Regions from separate parts of the Homo sapiens genome. Here region 2 is linked to region 1. The links are chromatin contacts, found by Hi-C or POLR2A ChIA-PET in ENCODE. All regions are on one chromosome and are shown on one strand. The core of a region is the stretch at or near the end of the contact, and the rest is flanking DNA. Distances in the headings are between cores, read along the strand shown.

Region 1 (6,492 bases), core at 920-3,419:
GAAGGAGAGGACCCAGGATAGCCCATGGTCATTGGGAATGTAGGAGCTGAAGTGTTCATGTGGTCAGGGGCCCAGAGCATCTCTTCTGATCCTCATATGGGACAGAGCAGAACAAGCCGGTGCGGTCAGCTTGGCCGTTCAGATTTGGAAGCACTTCTGCCCTTGGTTGGAACTAGCTGCTCCCAAACCTCCAAGTCCCCCTCTCTACTCCTTTGGACATTTTGGCCCTTTCCACCCCACCCCCAAGGCACCACGAGCTTCCCCACCATGGGGGCTCTGCTCCAGCCTTGTGGCCAGCACCCCTTTCGTCTGGACCATGCCTGTGCCATGCCAGCTGTGACATTTGATTACCGTCCCTGCCAAATGCCTGCCTCCTGCTCACTGTCAAATATTCGAAAAGAAAAGACACTTGTCCAGAGGCCATCTCCGAGGCTCCCTTTCTCCCCTACAACCGCCCTGGGCAGGCCTGCTGGGTACTGCTGGAGGAGCCCTTACTTTCAATCCTCTTGGTAGGCACTTGGAGGGGACAGACGTCCACTCCTGAGCCCTACCACTGCTGGAGAACAGAAGGGCAGCTGGCAGGAGGTGAGGCATTGCTACGCAGAGGCCTGCCCTCCCCTGGAATCCCCGGTGGGAGCATCTTGATAAAGCCAAGGGCTCTGCTGCCACCTGCGTCCTCAGCGGTGCTTAGCAGGCTATGCAGCTGTGGCCCTGAGAGGGCCAGCCCAGAGAGGCAAGCTGACCCAGCAAGAGACCTTCTCACTGCTGCAGCAGGACAGCCCCCCTCTGAGGCTTGTGAGGGCCAAGGCCTGGGTCAGGGACTCCCACACATCTCAAAGCTGGACCTCACTCTCTCATTGCCTGCCTTTTCCAGTTCGTCTGAGCAAAACTCAGTCCGAGCCTTCCCTGAGCTGTCAAGGTACAGTGAACCTGGGGCTTCCCGCTCCCGCTGTGAGGCTGCACTATGCATGGCTCTGGGGTCAGAGCTGCACAGAGGTGATGTTTTTGTGCCAGACTCCAAGGAATGGAAGTTTGGCTTGGGGCCCTCCTGAAGGTGCATGCGAGGCTGACATGAGATTTTGGTTTGGTTTCTTGATTCCCTGGTTGGTTCAGATAAGAATGCTTCTTAGGAGAATTTGCTGTGTGGCTCTAATTGATGAGAAATGAGGGAGGCTGTTACAGAAAACAAATTCTGTTGCCCAATAATTCAGGGCAGATCAGAAGTGGTGTGCGCAGGAAAGGCACCCTTTCCTTTTCACCTCTGCCTGCCCATGCTTACCTGCCCCTGAAGGCCATCCTGCATGCTACAGAATTTGGGACAGTATGGATTTTAAAATTTAACCTTTTCTGTCATAGACAAGTATGCAAATGATTAGTCCAGATTTTGCATTTATTCCAACATCTATTTAAGTTTCATAGAGATATTTCTATACAGAAAGAGATGTTTATATGTATATATAGGCAGATATAGATATATGTGTGTGTGTGTGTGTGTGTGTGTATATATATATATATATATATACTTAAACATATACATATATGTATATACATATGTAGAATGCCCATTGTACATTTGCAGATGTTGACCTGGTCCCCCGCTTCCATTTACTCCTTATGGCCTTGTTCTGGTCACTGAGTCTCCTCCTCTAGACAAGTGAGTGGTTTGGACTCGTTGGTCTTTAAGGGTCCTTCATCCTTCTCTGCCACTCTGCAATTCATCTTTAACATTTTTCAAATCATTGTAATGCTTCAGAAAGTAAAACTTTCTTGCAGACTGTGTGAGTTCCCACACTTTTCTTAATATTTAATTACGTGTAAATTAGAGTAAATTCAAACAAAATAAATGCCACCCTCAGCTTATCATACCATAGGCACCATGGGTTCTAGAGCTCACTTGCGTGTGTTCGAGGGCTGGCTATGCATCAGTTGTTCATTGTTGCTCTGCTTTATAGCTGGGCAGCCTCTGGAAATTTTGGCTGATGGGAACACTGAGTTCTCCTACTTTGCTCCCAAACCAGTTCTTCTTCAGTGTCTGCCAAGCCTCTAGAGGCCTCATAGGAGGCCCCTATCAGTCAGTGACTGAGACCAAAGCCTCACCTCTAAAAATAGACCATCAGTGTTAGGCGCAGCTCAGCACTGTGAGTCACAGGCCCCTGGTGCCTCCAGACAGCTGCAGGCTGTAGCTGCATGAGAAAGTGTCTCTCCCACTATTGAGGGGCATTCTGGTGCCGGGGCTGTCCTGGACCCTTCGTCAGGGAGCCGACCTCAGTCCTTAGAGGTGATGATCAGCCACTGTCCTCATTCAAGAAGAGAAACAACAGGCTAGATCTCATTGCAGTTTTCTGATGCAGTCTGTCCTTTCTGTGGTCGGTGTAATACAGCTTGTGTACTAGGAAAATGCTCTACTTCTCGATTATCAGTAGGATACTATGATGTCATCTGTTTCAACATAGACAATTTCTCAACTTAAGATTTTTCAACTTTACCATGGTGTGAAAGTGCTATGCATTCAATATGCTCCTGGACTTACGATGGGGTCACATCTGGATAAAGCCGTCGTGAACTGAAAGTGTAACCCCATCGTCAGTTCGTGAGCATCCGTTGGTCCATGTCACATACCACTCAATTCTAGAAACATCCTTGGTTATAAACATACATATTAAAGCATATAATAGTTTAGATGCAGTCTTAACTGTGTGCTCTGTTTTCCTCTTTATAGCTCTGTACCTAATAGAGGGCTTGCTGCAACTAACTTTACAGCGCGTTTGCACACATGCATTGGTGCTGCTGCACCATGTTGCAGTGGGCCCTCTGATTTGGGTACTGTGCGATGTGGAGCCTGCTCAGTGCCTCCACTGGAGCCTCCTGCATGTAACCAAGTGTCCTGGCCCTGCCCTGGTGGCTAGGATGTGCACCTTTGCTCCTACAGCGTGATATCAGGAGCGTGTGTGCTGGGTTTTTGCTTTGCTGTGTGGACGCTATCAGTGTTCACGCCTGTGTTATTAATGCACTGACTGCTGTGTGTGTTCTCTAACTCAAATGTGAAATCATATATTAGCAGGTCAAGAAGTTAATTGAGGGTTACCTTGTTTGCATTAATAGTCTGATGGCAGAATTTGTAAAATCCCAGTCCATGATTCTGCCACCAATGGTATAGAGCTCTTGCTATCAGTTGGCAGTGATATGGGAAAAATCATTTTTCTATCCTCCAGGAACACCTCCACTTTCCTTCTTCTTGTCATATCTGTATGCCCTGGCAGAGAAGAATGGAATGAAGTAATGACAAAGGCCTTTCCTGAGCAAATCATGACACTAGTGAGCAGTGTGCTGAGCTGTGTGAGTGCCGTCTGCGTGCTTGATGCACTCACCCTCAACCTGCAGATGAAGCTGCTGAGGCTTGGAGGAGCTAAGTGGTTTTCCGAAGTGTGCCTCACACATGGGCGCTCTTAATCTCTCAGCACCACTCCCAAGCGTGTTCTCCAGACCCTCAGCTTAAGCCTCCTTAGGGGCTAGTTTGACTGTGTAGTGCTGGGCCCTGCACCCAGCGTTTCTTATTCTGGGGGTCTGGAGTGGGCCCAAGCATTCGCATCTCTCATAAGTTCCCAGCGATGCTGATGCTGCAGGTTCCATCTCGCTTTGGGAACCACATCCCATGGCTGTCTTGTCAGCTGACAGACACATCTGGGCTTCAGTGTGCTTGTCTGGAATTTGGAAGGTTCCAACCTGGCTCTAGAATCCTGATGAAGAAAAATTCAAGAGGGGTTGAGGATTTAGAGCTTCAGGAAAAAGAAAGAAGAAAACAATTGCTCCCCTAGAGAATGTAATTTGAAAGGAAAACGTTCTGGATGCAGCAGAGGAAGGAAAATCTGGAAAGGTGGTTCCTGGGAGATTTGATGCAGTTGTTTCAAATACCACCTGGGGAGCCCATAGCTGTTACTCCATTTTCTGGAAATGAGCAGGAAAGCTGCTGATTTATTTCATTTAGTTAAAGTTTGTACCTCACTCATAATTCTTAAAGCAGGTGTATTGCACTGATGTCGCAGTCTTAGAGCTGTGCTGATTTGGCAGCCACAGGCCTCATGTGGCTCTTGCATGTACCGAGTCCACACTGATATGCTGTAAGCCTAAAGGGCTGCTGGATTGTGAAGACTTAGCACCAAAACCAATGTAAAATATCTCATCAATACTTTTTATATGGACTGCATGATAGAATGACAATATTTTAGATGTATTGGATTAAATGAAATTATTACAATTAATTTTACTTGGTTCTTTTTAATGTAGCCACTAGGAAATGTAAAATTACATGTGTGGTCTGGTTTAGCTTTCTGTTGGACAGCTCTGCCCTAGAACTTTATTTATTTTGTCATTCTCCAAAAGGGCACAACCACACCCAGAGAAAATGCCTCCATCATTCCTAAAAGACTGTGTAAGAACCTGTAGTGATTTCCCAAATGGACCTGAGGACTTGAAGTGGCTCGGACAGCTTTGAAAGAAATAGTTGATGGCTTTCCCTCTCTTACAAGAACTAAAAGTTTAAGAGTAGAGGATTCATTTATTAAGATTTTTTAAGTAAAGTATTGAATCTCTTGTTTCAGATGCTGAAAAATAACTTAGTGCTTTTTTTTTCCAGAAACCTTTAGGAAATCATCACTTGGCAATGATGAGACAGATAAAGAGAAGAAAAAATTTCTGGGATTTTTCAAAGTTAATAAAAGAAGCAATAGTAAGGTAATGGATTAAATACACATATGATTTTGTATCATGTAAAAAAAATAGTCTCTTGAAATACATGCATTCAACCTGTCCTGGAACTTTTCTAAACAATTCTATTTAAGAATACTAATTCCTTCAGGTAAAAGAGAGCTTATTAGTATGCACTGGAATGACAGGCTGTGCTTCCACACTTGATTCCAAAAGGAGTAATCTTGGGTGATGGTGGTTTATTCACTAGGGGGACAGGAAGCCTGTGGGCTCCTGATGACCGGGGCCATGAGCCCTTCTGCCTGTGGGTGTTCCGGTACTTCCACAGAACTCTGCCTGTGGCTGAAACTCAGTAAATCTTGTTTAGATTAATGAATGAGTGAATGGATGTTATAGTTAAGTGTAAATAGCCAATATTGCTATCAGTGAACTGTAGCTTATGCCTCGTGGCAGAGAAGAGTATCAGTCATTGAACTTGTCTTCTTGCTAGTAATTTTTAGATGTTCTTTGGTCCTCCTGATATGATCTGGGAATGTACTATGTGATAAGTTAATTTTATTGATTTTGTTGGTGTTTATGAAACACATCTCAGAGTCATATTTTGGATACAGTATTCTAGAGTAATTAAGTCATAGTACCCAGAATAAAAATGAAGATTTTTATAATTAATTATAAGATTATCAAACCCATAAATGCCTTCTGACTACCAAGAAAAGAAAATGCTCATTATCCGTATTTATATTTGCTTCACAAGTATATTTTACTAATATCTAGTATTTTATCCTTACTAATAAGTAAGACTAAAAAAGACAAAACTGTTCCAGTGAATGTTAGGTTTTAATTCCACTAGCTCAGTTTGGAAGTGTGCTCCATCTGTATATTTCTACAAGAGATGTGAAGACTGGGGACTCAAGTTTGTGTGCAGACCTTCTCAGTGCCATGGTGCAGATAGGTGCATGTAGCCCAAGGCCGGACACCTGATTTCCTGCCCTTCAGTGGCCTGTGGTGCAGCCTCTGCTGTTAGAATTGTGGTTTACCCAGGTTTGCTGATGAGGATACCAGGGCTCAGAGAAATAAAGTAACCTTCTTAGTGTCCCAGGCTTAGACACAGATGTGTCTGCGTGCAGAGCCAGCACGTCCCTGTAGCCCTGTGGTGTTTGGGAAGGGAGGAGGAGAGTGAGAGCCAGATGAGAACAGAAGGTCCAGTGGAGCTCGGCCGAACTGGCAGACTTCCTGTCTTTAAGAGTTTTTCACAAACCTCAGATTCACCTCTGCTGAAGCTTCGGTAATGGTTTTGTGATTCTCTTGTACTTAAGAGATTGAGCTTTTCCCCATGTTGTGCTTTTCTCCATGTTTCTGCATGTCCTTTGAAAAATCTGTACTCCATGCATGTCTATGTAAGACCTTTGGCTCCCTGACATTTTCTATCCCCTCCCACTCTCCAACTATCCCTTCCTCTCCCCCTCTCTTCCCCCCTACTCTCCCTCCTCCTCTCCTAGCTTCCTTTCCTGTCAGAATTACTTGAAATCACAGAAGCAGAATTTTGTGGCCGGGCGCGGTGGCTCACAACTGTAATCCCAGCACTTTGGGAGGCTGAGGTGGGCAGGTCACCTGAGGTCAGGAGTTCGAGACCAGCCTGGCCAATGCAGTGAAACCCCGTCTCTGCTAAAAATACAAAAAGTAGCCAGGTGTGGTGGCAGGTACCTGTAACCCCAGCTACTTGAGAGGCTGAGGCAGGAGAATCGCTTGAATCCGGGAGGCAGAGGTTGCAGTGAGATGAGAACATGC
Region 2 (5,732 bases), core at 53-2,552, 170 kb before region 1:
GTGCACCACCATGCCTGGCTAATTTTTGAATTTTTAGTAGAGACGGGGTTTCACCATGTTGGTCAGGCTGGTCTCAAACTCCTGACCTCAGGTGATCCGCCCCCCTGGGCCTTCCAAAGTGCTAGGGTTACAGGCGTGAGCCACTGTGCCCGGCCTTGGACTTACATTTTAAATGAATCATTCTGCAGCCATGTGAATAGACTTATGTTTCATAAGGCTGGAATCAGGGAAGCCAGTAAGGAGGCTGTGGCCAGGATTTAGGCAAGAGATGACCATGTCTGGGATAGGCAGGATAGAATCAGTGCCTTGACAAAAGCCCAAATTCTCATATGTTTGTTTTGAAAGGACCAGAGGCTGTGACAGGCAGGGAGGACTCAAAGATGACTTCAAGGCTTTGGGTCTGAGGCCCTGGTAAAAGGGGAAGATGAGGGCAGTACTGGCGGAGTAGGTTCAGGACGAGCTAAAGCTGGAGGTGCCTAACAGGGACCCACGTGGACCTGCAGAGTAGTCGTCTGGATAAAGGCACCTGAATATCAGAAGAGAGGTCCAGATATGCTTTACATTCCCAACACAAGTGTGCATTACTTTTATATGCAGAATAAAACAATGGGATTTTTAACATAATTGAGTATCAGTAAATGTTTTGGTAGTTAAGTGTTTGTAATCATTAATCACTAGAGGGCAATATACATTAATTTTCTGCTATCTAACAGTCTCAAAAAGAGGGAATTGCTGGGAATAGTGGCTCACAACTGTCATCCCAGCACTTTGGGGGGCCAAAGCAAGGAGGGATCACGAGGTCAGGAGTTCGGGACCAGCCTGGCCAACATGGTAAAACACCGTCTCTATTAAAAAAAAAATACAAAAATTAGCCACGCATGGGGGCACAAGCCTGTAATCCCAGCTACTTGGGAGGCTGAGGCAGGAGAATTATTTGAACCCGGGGGGGGCGGAGGTTGCAGTGAGTCAAGATTGTGCCACTGCACTCCAGCCTGGGCAACAGAGCAAGACTCAGTCTCAGAAAAATAATTAATTAATTAATTAATTTAAAAAGAGGGAATTAAAGCAAGTCTGATAAAATGATGAAGAAAACCAGGGTAAAGAGTCGAGTGTTCCAGCCCAGAATGGCATTAGCTGTTTAGAGGCTGACTTTGATGATGTTGGCATCTCCACAACAGCAAGGTTTATGTCAGGCCACTGCAATTAGGGAGGCCGAAAGCTGGCACATTCAAAATGAGTGAGCAGGTCATTCTTTACTCAAGTTGGACCCACTCTTTACTTACTATATTTGCCCAAATGGCAGGCAAACTGTTCCCTCTCACTTCCGCATGACATAACATGCATATCAGTCAACACTAAGGGAACTTGGCTAAGCGTAGCTCTTTTGTCCTTGGGAAAAGGCGTGGTAAGGTCATGGCGTTCCTAAGGGACCCTGGCTCCCTTTGGTGCTCTCTTCACCTAGTTACAATTTGCTAAAGAAAACAAGCAGAGCGTACGAAGGGCAGCACATTTCCAAAGAAAGTTTCCAACCCAGAGGTCACCATGCCCAGGGAATGAGTAACCCAGTGTGGCACATTAAGGGGCAGGTTCCACCTGAGTTAGCACAGGCGGCAAAAGGGAGAAGACTCGCCATCACAGTGTGATTTAGTATGCCTGGGGGCGGGAAGAGATGAGGTTGATTTATGCAAGCCCCAGGTGGGAGCAGCATCCTGAGTAGAGAGAATGTCCAGCCTGGCCACTCAGCCCTGAGACACTGCCCTCCAGCTGCGAATAGCAGCCTGCTCAGCCCTGCTCACCAGTCTTTGTTAAGAACTACACGTCCCATGGGGGGTTACAAAACCACCAATACCTTACAGGGGTCACAAAACCGCCAATACCTTTGGACACTTTTGAAATGGAGGGAAAGGGCAAATGCAGTCTCTGAGCCTCACAGGACACCCATGCCCTCTCTCATGCCCTCTCTCAGTAACCCGGAGGAAAGTTACCTTCATGAACAAGGAAGAGGACCGAGGCATGATGCATTTCATCCAGCACATGGCTCTATGTGCCCGGATGCAGCACCTATGCTTACGTAATGAGAAAAGGTGTGAGAGGAACTTTTGTTTCATGGAGCATTGCCCAGCCCACACCACAGTCCTGTAAGTGCCCATCCTGTTTACTTTGCCATTGCTGCACTGATGGACAGCCATCTATGGAGACAAAGCCAGAGCAGGGGATGCAAAGCTGGGCTGGACCAGAAGGGTTGCCTCAGCCATCTAGAGATGGGGAGGGGACATAAATCTCTGAATCATTCTCTAGGGGGCTAAGGTCACTGATGGGAAGAGCACACAATGAGCCGCATCCAAGGGGTGGGAGGGAAACAGAAGAAGGGGTCAAGGCAGAGGCTGAGAGAGTCAAAGTGGATACATCAGGGTGGGGTGAGGAGCCCACAGAGGGGAGAGGTTTAGGTTGGAGCTACACCTCTAAATGTGTGGGGTCAGGCTGGTCCTAAGAATAGAAACAAAGCAGCTAAATAGAATCCAGCCACTAGTGGGAACAGGCATGATCCAAGGACTGAGATCTGGGAGCTTCATGCTAAAGAACTACTATGTGAATTAAATAAAGAAAATAAAGGAGTGGTCAGAGAGTGGGAAGAACAGGAAAACCTAGCTTCATAGAAGGAGGTGGAGGAGCCTGTTTCAATGAGTGGACCATTGACAATGGCCAATGCCAAAGAGAGATGAAGGAGCTTGAGAATTTAAACAGAAGGCCACTGGGCCTTATCTCATTCAAGTTTTTGTTTCACATATGAAGTTTTGGTAGAATATAGGGGCCTACATGATAGGGCTCTGAGGAGGGAAAGATCCACAGAAGAATAAATCAGTATCTATGATATGAGAGTGGGGCAGGAAAGTGCTGGGTAGAGAAAGGCAGGTCCCTGGCTAGGGCTCCACCCCCGGGCCTGTGCCCATGGACATAGGTGAGGACAGGTATTTCTGTTTTCATGCCCAAATGTTGCATTTTCCAAGACCATCTTGGCTCACCACGCCCCCAATCCTATGCCTATAAAAACCCTGAGACCCTAGTGGGAAGAGACACAAGCAGCTGGACATCGAGAGGAACACACTGGCGAAACAGCACACCGAGAGGCACCAGCAGATGCCGGCAGGTTATCGACTGCCGGGATGACACGGAGTTTGGCTGGCGTGGTCGGAGCAGAGCCCAGCCACTGGGCAGCCTGACTCTAGGGGAAAACTACCACCTTCCCATTCCATCCCCTTTCTGGCCTCTGCATCCACCTCACTGAGAGCTACCACCACTCAATAAAAAATCTTGCACTCATTCTCCAAGCCCACATGTGATCCGATTTTTCCAGTACACTAAGGCAAGAACCTGGGATACAGAAAGCCCTCTGTCCTTTCAATAAGGCAGAGGCTCTAATTGAGCTGATTAACACAAGTCCCCTATGGATGGCTAAACTGAAATAGCGCCCTGTAACACACACCCACTGGGGCCTCAGGAGCTGTAAACCTTCAACCCTACAAGCTGCCATGGGGTTGATGCTCCCCACTACCTGCCTGTCTGCATGCTCCCCCTAGAGGTTTGAGCAATGGGGCGCAGAAGAAGCGAGCCACACCCCCCAATGCAAGTTCTGCGAGGGGGATAAGGGAAACTTTGCCGTTTCATCTAGACCACAAGTTGAAACAGTTGAATAACAAAAGGAAGGAACTAAGAAGACAGATACCCAGTTGACTGAACACAGCTCTGGTAAAAATGAAGAATTATGCCTGGAGTGGAGGTGCATGGACATTTGTGTGTGGCTTCTCAAGTTTACTCTGCCATCATATCATCTCAGGGTCTTAGCTTTTCAAGTAGAAATTCAGCTCTTTCTGTGACAGACAATGATTCACATTAACTAAATTCACACAATCCAGATGTAGAAACCAAAATATTGGTTGTGATGAACATGAGTCATCAGGGAAGTGCAATTCCCATATAAACACATCAGAATGGCTAAAATGTAAAGGACTGACAATACCAAGTGTTGACAAGAATGTTGATCAAATTGATCTCTTATACTCCGCTGGTAGGAATGTAAATTGGCACATCCTCTTTGGAAAACTGTCACCAGCTTCTAACGCTAAGCATATACCTGCTCTATGATTCAGCCATTGTATTCCAAGATGTAACACTAACAACAACAAATGTTCACATTCACCAAACATACATAATAGAATGGGCATAGCAGCTTTATTCATAATGGCCAAAACTAGAATCAACCCAAATGTGAATCGTGAATACTAGATAAATTGTAAAGCATTCATGCAGTGGAATACTGCAGAGCAGTATTCCAAACAAACAGCCACTACCTGCAATACAAGTACATGGAGGAACTCACAGCAAAAATAGGCTGGGCACGGTGGCTTATGCCTGTAATCCCAGCACTTTAGGAGACCAAGGCGGGCGGATCATCTGAGGTCAGGAGTTCAAGACCAGCCTGGCTAACGTGGTGAAACCCCGTTTCTACTAAAAATGCGAAAAATTGGCTGAGCGTGGTGGCATGTGCCTGTAATCCCAGCTACTCGGGAGGCTAAGGCAGGAGAATCGCTTGAACCCGGGAGGCGGAGGTTGCAGTGAGCGGAGATCACGCCATTGCACTCTGGCTTGGGCAACAAGAGCAGAACTCTATCTTAAAAAAAAAAAAAAAAGCCACGCACAAAAGAATAAAGCGTTTCCTCTGCTGTATATGGTGATGGGGCACCAAGGGACCTTCCAGAGTGCTGAAAATGTTCTGTGTTCAGTATCTTGCCCTACAGTGTGGTAATGCAGGTATACACATTTCTAAAAACTCAAGCAGCTGTGTATTTACAAGAACTGTAAACTTGACAATATGTATAACATAATAATAAAAATTAAAAGAAAAAAGAGTTTAACTACATGGTAAATGGAAGTTGTAGAGTAAAACAAAAATTTTATTAGATGAAAAAAGTTGGTTTTACTTTTTTTTATTCTATAACTGTGCTAGATCAGAAACAGCTTCTGCCAGCAAGGGTTTCTGATGTAGTGGGAAAATTCCATGATTTATCTCCATGAGGTTCTGTTCCTGGTACCTAGAAGAGCTCCTGGAACATACTAGGCACTCATTAAATGTGTTGGTAATCAATAAACAGGATTAATACACCAGAGCTGTCCTAAAGAAATATCTCAGAGGAGCAAAACTTTGATATTAAGACTTAAGTTTAGGCCAGGTGCGGTGGCTCACACCTGTAATCCCAGAACTTTGGGAGGCCGAGGCGGCAGATTACCTGAGGTCAGGAGTTTGAGACCAGCCTGGCTAACATGGTGAAGCCCCATCTCTACTAAAAATACAAAAATTAGCTGGGCATAGTGGTGTGTGCCTGTAATCTCAGCTGTTAGGGAGGCTGAGGCAGGAGAATCGCTTGAACCCGGGAAGCAGAGGTTGCAGTGAGCTGATATCGTACCAGCCTGGGCAACAGATTGAGACTCTCTCTAAAAAAAAAAAAAGACTTGAATTTAAACAACAGTAGAAACAACAGCAAAACAGTACTTTTGTGGCTCTCTCTCTGTATATTTATTTATTGTTTAGTGACTATATCCTTTGTGGTAAAGTTGAGGCTTATATGTGTGCCTCAAATACAACTTATTTCAAATTTTATAAATCTGATACATTTACAAAACTTTATATACTAAGTTTTAATTCAATTAGGAAATCCTGGATTTTTGCCAAAAGG

The links. Hi-C counts contacts between places; a loop is a spot of excess contacts on that map. ChIA-PET counts read pairs that join two places held with the same protein, here RNA polymerase II (POLR2A). Pooled maps may share reads with other maps.
Region 2: a loop to region 1 is called in a map of heart left ventricle, with 8 times the contacts of the local background. The contact joins two enhancer-like sites. A Hi-C loop is called at or near these places in 23 of 168 maps with a recorded cell type or tissue (Caco-2, GM23248, Right ventricle myocardium inferior and 11 more) and 21 of 50 pooled maps. POLR2A ChIA-PET finds 5 or more read pairs at or near these places in 2 of 52 experiments (PC-3 and WTC11).

What each region holds. Positions count from the first base shown.
Region 1 is chr7:51,182,341-51,188,832 of GRCh38, reverse strand. It overlaps COBL (cordon-bleu WH2 repeat protein), which reads left to right. Exons shown (of 13, transcript NM_015198.5): 5 at 4,634-4,731. Among named protein-coding and RNA genes, the nearest start is that of COBL, 130 kb to the left of the region's middle. RefSeq lists enhancers at 1-458, 459-1,065. Within about 2 kb of position 2,169, at least 6 of the 41 ENCODE cell types and tissues checked have a DNase peak (open chromatin) inside an H3K27ac peak, as active enhancers do.
Region 2 is chr7:51,352,966-51,358,697 of GRCh38, reverse strand. No RefSeq gene overlaps it. Among named protein-coding and RNA genes, the nearest start is that of COBL, 39 kb to the right of the region's middle. Within about 2 kb of position 1,302, at least 4 of the 41 ENCODE cell types and tissues checked have a DNase peak (open chromatin) inside an H3K27ac peak, as active enhancers do.